2 separate regions of the Homo sapiens genome follow, and region 2 is linked to region 1. A link is an interaction called in ENCODE POLR2A ChIA-PET data of the cell type or tissue named here. Cell type or tissue: PC-9. All regions are shown on one strand. Links, peaks and the distances in the headings refer to the core of each region. The heading gives the core; the rest is flanking DNA. Region 1 overlaps PHLDB2 (pleckstrin homology like domain family B member 2). Region 2 overlaps TAGLN3 (transgelin 3).

Evidence for each region. Peaks named below come from ENCODE experiments on the same cell type or tissue, not always from the same donor. Only the 100,000 strongest peaks of a DNase experiment are listed, where the experiment ranks them.
Region 2: POLR2A ChIA-PET joins it to region 1 with 6 read pairs; 2 of 35 experiments call an interaction of 5 or more read pairs at or near these places.

Annotation. Positions count from the first base shown.
Region 1 is chr3:111,935,296-111,938,209 of GRCh38, forward strand. The region is part of intron 6 of PHLDB2 (pleckstrin homology like domain family B member 2); the gene reads left to right. Among named protein-coding and RNA genes, the nearest start is that of ABHD10, 42 kb to the right of the region's middle. In PC-9, for the core only: no CTCF peak of the experiment used is centred there; DNase peaks (open chromatin) are centred at 1,076 and 1,876; H3K4me3 peaks cover 1,240 bases; H3K27ac peaks cover 2,500 bases.
Region 2 is chr3:112,001,604-112,004,517 of GRCh38, forward strand. The region is part of intron 3 of TAGLN3 (transgelin 3); the gene reads left to right. Among named protein-coding and RNA genes, the nearest start is that of TAGLN3, 4.1 kb to the left of the region's middle. RefSeq lists an enhancer at 342-1,541. In PC-9, for the core only: no CTCF peak of the experiment used is centred there; no DNase peak of the experiment used is centred there.

The DNA of each region.
Region 1 (2,914 bases), core at 94-2,593:
TATCTTGATGTTTTAAAAAAATTTTATTCAGTGATCTACAATTAAAAGACCTTTTTACTGTCACTGGCTATAAAATTAGTTTATCCATTAGTCTTGGACAAGTCATTCAACTTCTATGGGCTGCAATATCCTCATATATGAAATAAGGAGTGTATTAGTCAGGGTTCTCTAGAGGGACAGAACTAATATGATATATGTGTATATAAGATAGATAGATAGATAGATAGATAGATAGATAGATAGATAGAAGGGGAGTTCATTAAGTATTAACTCCCAAAATCACAAGGTCCCACAACAGGCTGTCTGGAAGCTGAGGAGCAAGGAGAGCCAGTCCAAGTCTCAAAACTGAAGTACTTGGAGTCCAGTGTTCAAGGGCAGGAAGCATCTAGCACAGGAGAAAGATGCAGGTTGGGAGGCTAGGCCAGTCTAGTCTTTTCACGTTGTTTCTTGTTTTGTTTTGTTTCTGCCTGCTTTATATTCTAGCCACTCTGGCAGCTGATTAGATGGTGCTCACCCAGATTAAGGGTGGGTCTGCCTTTCCCAGCCCACCGACTCAAATGTTAATCTTTGGCAAGATCCTCCCAGACACACCCAGGATCAATACTTTGCATCCTTCAATCCAATCAGGTTGACAGTATTAATCACCTCAAGGAGGTTGGACTAGATTATTTCAACTGTCTTTTTCCATATTCCAAAAGTATGTAGTTAAAGTGTAAAAGTTAACAAAACCCTGAGCCCCATTTAAATTTGCTTCTGGAGTTGGCCATGAGCTGTTATTACTGCAATTTCTCCTGGTCATACCACATCTATTCTCTTCTTCCTGTCCCTCCATCAGGCAAAGAAAACATAAAGAACTGCATGTAAACTTCTGCCGTATACATTATTTAAAAAGTTACTGGAAAGAAAAAAGAAATTGCACAGAATTTCCTTTAGTGCAGCTGTTTTAGGTCCTTCATGCCTGGCCTTTGAGCTTGCCATCCAGTAGAGATATGTAATGCTCTTTTAGTGAGTGAAGTATAGTTAAAATTTTCATTCAATTAGTCATACATACTTCACTTTGAACTTCCTGTGTATATTATTCTGTGCTCAATTAAACTATTCCTTCCCCCAAATTCCATTCCCAGACTTCTTATTCATACATAAAATCTTGTAAAAGTTTTTATTCCTCTCCCTAATAGTTTTTTGTTTAAGATGTAAGTTTATATACACACATTTTGATGGTTTAGATAACTTGATCAGATGATTATGTCAGTGGAGTCTGAGTGCTGAGCTTAGCCTAATTTTCAACTTTCTTACTTAGTATGCCATTATTTTCATGCAGTGGTTTAAGTATTTACTACAAATAAATGAATGATTCTTTGACTTTCATGCAGGGTTAAAATAACACATATTGCATATTAGCCAGATGTGGAGTAAGCAACTGACTAGCAAAGTGTATATATTCTGAGTCATATGGCCACTTTGAATGAAGATTACTTATAAGCCAGAAAAAGGGCTTATTCCTTTTTTTTAAATCTCAGTAATCTTTGAACACAAATCAAGCTTAATTGGAAGACCTTATAAACTTGAGTGTATGTGCTTATTATGTCAGCCAGTGTATTATTTCAAAACAGAAGATATTGTTTTAAGCCATAACACTTGAGTTAGTTCTTAATTCCTTAATTCTTTTAACTCATTAATTCTTTTAGAAGTTATAAATTTGAAATGTCTGATTAACTTGAAATGTCAACCAAACACTTGAAATTGAGCACATATTTTTTTGGAGCCAAATAAAATGTAAAGAAGTGTTAAGAAATGTTGAATATGTTTTTCAAATTGTGTTTTTCCTGTTCTTAAGCTTTGAGAATTGTCTGTGTTGACATGATAGTCTTGTTGCTAATTACTCAGTAGCTAATAGCTCTTCTATGAATCATCCCTAGAGTAAAAGTCATTGCAGAAGATAGAAATACATTTCATTTTATCATAAAGCTTGCTTTATCATTAATATAAAAACCAGAGTGGGGATGGGGTTGAATATCGATATAGAAATAACTTAGCATATAATTATTTATCCAACTCTCTTTGATGATTTGATTGAAGAACAACCAAAAAATGCTTTGGTTATGTTAGCTATGTAGAGCTGTGAGCCACAGAGCCCAGCTGCCTCTTCCTTTTGGATGTAGATTATGTGTAGGTTATATTTATAAAAAATCTGGCTGGGTGTGGTGGCTTACACCTATAATCCCAGGTGAGTGGATCCATGTGAGTAGAGGCTGAGGTGAGTGGATTGCTTGAGTTTGAGACCAGCCTGGGCAATATGGCAAAACCCCATTCTACAAAAAAGTACAAAAATTAGCCAGGCATGGTGGTGTGCACCTGTAGTCCCAGCTACTTGGGAGGTTGAGGCAGGAAGATTGCTTGATCCTGGGAGGTCGAGGGTGCAGTAAGCTGTGTTGTGCCATGGCACTCCAGCCTGAGTGACAAAGCAAGACCCTGTCTTCTAAAAAAAAAAATTAAAAAAAAAAAAGGAAAAGAAAAAGAAATTTCCTAAACATACGCGATTTATAAATAATGTTAAAGACTCCAAAAATAAGAGGGTGTTTAAACAAAAAGTATATTAGAGAATAATCTATACAACATGCATCAATCTCTGCATGAATGCAGATGCATAAATATATTCCTGTCTTCAAGTACCTCATAGGTTAGAGAATGCTTTTTCTAGACCATCTGATTTTCATAATTTCTGATCTTCCTTAAATGTCCTCAAGATTATTCTGAGAGTGGTGGTGTTTAACCTTTTGAGTCACCCTTTGTGCCTCATAAAAGCTTTGTTTACACTTTCCAGTAAAAAGGTGTGTACATATTTTTAATGGGCTCATAGAACCCTGGCTTTAAAACCTCACTTTTCAATTTTTAAAAAAAAGACTTTATTTTT
Region 2 (2,914 bases), core at 318-2,817, 67 kb after region 1:
ATGGTGTCGTTAATGTCCCCTTTAGCGAAAATGTGTATACCCAACCATATGACTGTGTTCCTTCTCCACTAGGCCTGCCTGAGGCACCAAGAGATACCAACTAGTCAGAGCAGGACTGTCAGATTGACTCTGCTCTCACATGCTCTTTGTCACTGGCTGTCATTAGTGGCCCAACCAACAGGATCCCCAGGGCAGTGACCCAAATGGCTCTGCTGAGAGTGAGAATGGGGTAGCTTTCCCCTGATGGAGAGACATGGTATTTTAAAGGGTATTCAGATGATGGTTGAAATAGATTTCTAGCAGAGGACCATTCTACTACTCACCACACTATGATTTATAAAGAAACAATTGCCTCCTTAATCCTCGGCGTCATGCAAAGAGCTGGCATTGCATGTTTCCCTCATAGGTGAGTGGTTAAAATCCTACGATGCTAATAAGTTTACCTTGTGGTTTGCCATTATTTAGAAACTCAGATATTCAAAACTGCAGGCCAGGCCAGGCTATGGATCTTGCTGTTGAGCCTCCAAATTCTCATGTAATTTCACAGTTGAGATTTGATCCTTGCTTCCTCGATCAAAACTATGATGATTTTTTCTAGCTAATACAGATAGCTACATAGCTACTGCTTATTGATGTTTTCCTATGCACAAGGCATTGTACAAGTGCTTTATTGCATAATGTCAGTCAGTTCTGCTAACAATCCTATGAGGTAAATGTTTTTTAATTTCCCCATTTCAAAGATGATGATACTGAAGCTTGCCCATGATTTCTTGTGTCCATGAGATAGCAGAGCCAGAATTCAAACCTGGGCTCTCTGACAGCAAAGAATAGAGCCTTAACTAGTCTGCCAACCCATTCTTGAGCCAGGAGGCTTAGTTTCCTTCACCTACACCGTGAGTGTGCTGTTGAATCATAATGGTGACTAGGTGATGAGGATGAAGAGGAGGTGGGGGAGGAGGTGAGGAGGAGGAAGATGACTCAGGACTGTGTAGGACAGAAGGATAGGAGAGTCAGTGTGAATGGAAGGGACCCGGGTGAGTCCCCCCCCCACCCCACAAAGTGCAGGAAGTGTGTGGGAGGAGGAAGAAGCCAGGAGGTCTGTGGGAGGTGAGGATTCTGAGAGCTTTCCTGTCTTCATGCTACTGAGGATGCTTTACTTGTCTCTCCCCTTTTTACAAAGAACACAAAGGTAAACTTTACTCGTCAGAGGTGCTCACAGCAAGTGTGGAGGAGTGTAGGGAGAAATAGTCCCTGATGTACAGAGTCGGAGGAGGTATACACCACCTGCCCCAGACCCGTGTGTTAGACTCCTCTAAAGAAAGAGGGAGGCCTGGAGGGATGAGTGTGGTCGCCTGAGCCAGGGCCGTGGACCAGTCAGCTCCAGGGCAACAAGACAGACACTAAGACTCCCAGCCCTAGGGTAGAAAAATGGGGCTTTAAAGGAAATAAGGAAGGAGGTCCACTCCAAGGGCACCTGGGCTGACAGGTAGCAGGAAGAACTGTAGGTAGGTCATGCAGTAGGTAGGGTTGAACAGGAGAGCTGTCAATAGGAAAGCAGGTGCTTCAGAGTTTCCAAATGGCCCCAAGAGGCCCCAGGGTCTGGTGGCTGACTCTATGGAATGGCCAAAGTCCAGGGAGATTCATTATAAGTTGGAGGGGATATCTGATATTCCCCAGGATCACTGTCTGAAGCTTAGGCCAATGCTGGTCACCATACAACAGGGCAGGAGGTACAAAAGTGGGTCGCTTTGAGCAGAGAAGCAGGAAGAGGGAGGGGAAGGCTGACAGTACTGCAGAGCAGACTGAGCAAGTGAGGCTGGGGTCCTTTCTGCAAGAACTGGTTGTTGCTCATGTGTTTTGGCATAAGAAAGCTGAAATCAAAGGAATGCTGCGGGGCAGGGTTGGCACGTGTTATGTGTCTATGTGCATGTGAGGGGGTACATGTTTGTGCACACAGCTATTAGACTAGCTGTTTGCTTAGCTTAGTCCCACATTCTCCCTACTATTCTCTACCTTGACTGTGGTTTTAATGCTGTCCTCACATATCAACTTACATTAATTCTGGATTCCCTGCACCTTGGTTGTGGTGTCTGTGGCCACTGTGGCTCCAGCCCTCCTTGCCTAGGAGCTTCTTTTCCTCCTCTGCAAGTATTTCATGCCCAACCTCTCACTCTCCCATCTCCCCTACTCAGTGTCTTCTCCCAAGTAGGGCTCTGCTTGCCCACAGCTGCCCTCTGACTCTTCAGGCTGCCTGGATGTTGCAAACCCGTAAGTCTGGAGGAGCCCAGGCTTGCCAAATGCATTCTTGTTTAGGCTTCAATCACTTCTATAGGCTGAGGCCCCAGATGTACCACTATCCTTAATCCCCCCAGGTGAAATACTTCAGATAGACTGCAGGGTAATTGGAATACAAGATTGAAGGCTTTAAAATGAAACCCAAAGCTAAATGGTCCAGAAAAACAACACAATCACAGGGACATTATAGATAAAGCTACTGAAGTCCCCCTAGCAGGGAGCTGGGGTGACCACTTGCTTTCAGTGATGGAGAAGAAGTAGGGTGGCTTAGAGGAATGGAAGGGGCCTGGGAAGTCTTCTCTTGGAAAACAGAAGGTGAATGGCCTGGCAGATTACTTTTGGATTTGCCATGGGTGCCCTGGAAAGGGCAGGGGTGGGGCCATCTCAGCTGTCTATGATTCAGAAGAAAGTACTCTGCAGGTAAGACTTCAGCATCTTTTCTGTGGACAGAAAGTGGGAAAGGAAGAAAAGGCAGAGCAAGAAAGGTGGGGGGCGGGGGGTGTGTGTAAGAGAGAGAGAGAACATATTAGAGCAAGTGAGTGTGCTGGTGTAGTATCAGGACAGAAAGACTGCAATACAAGCTTATCCTGGAAAGTATTACAGGAGAGTACAGGCTCCT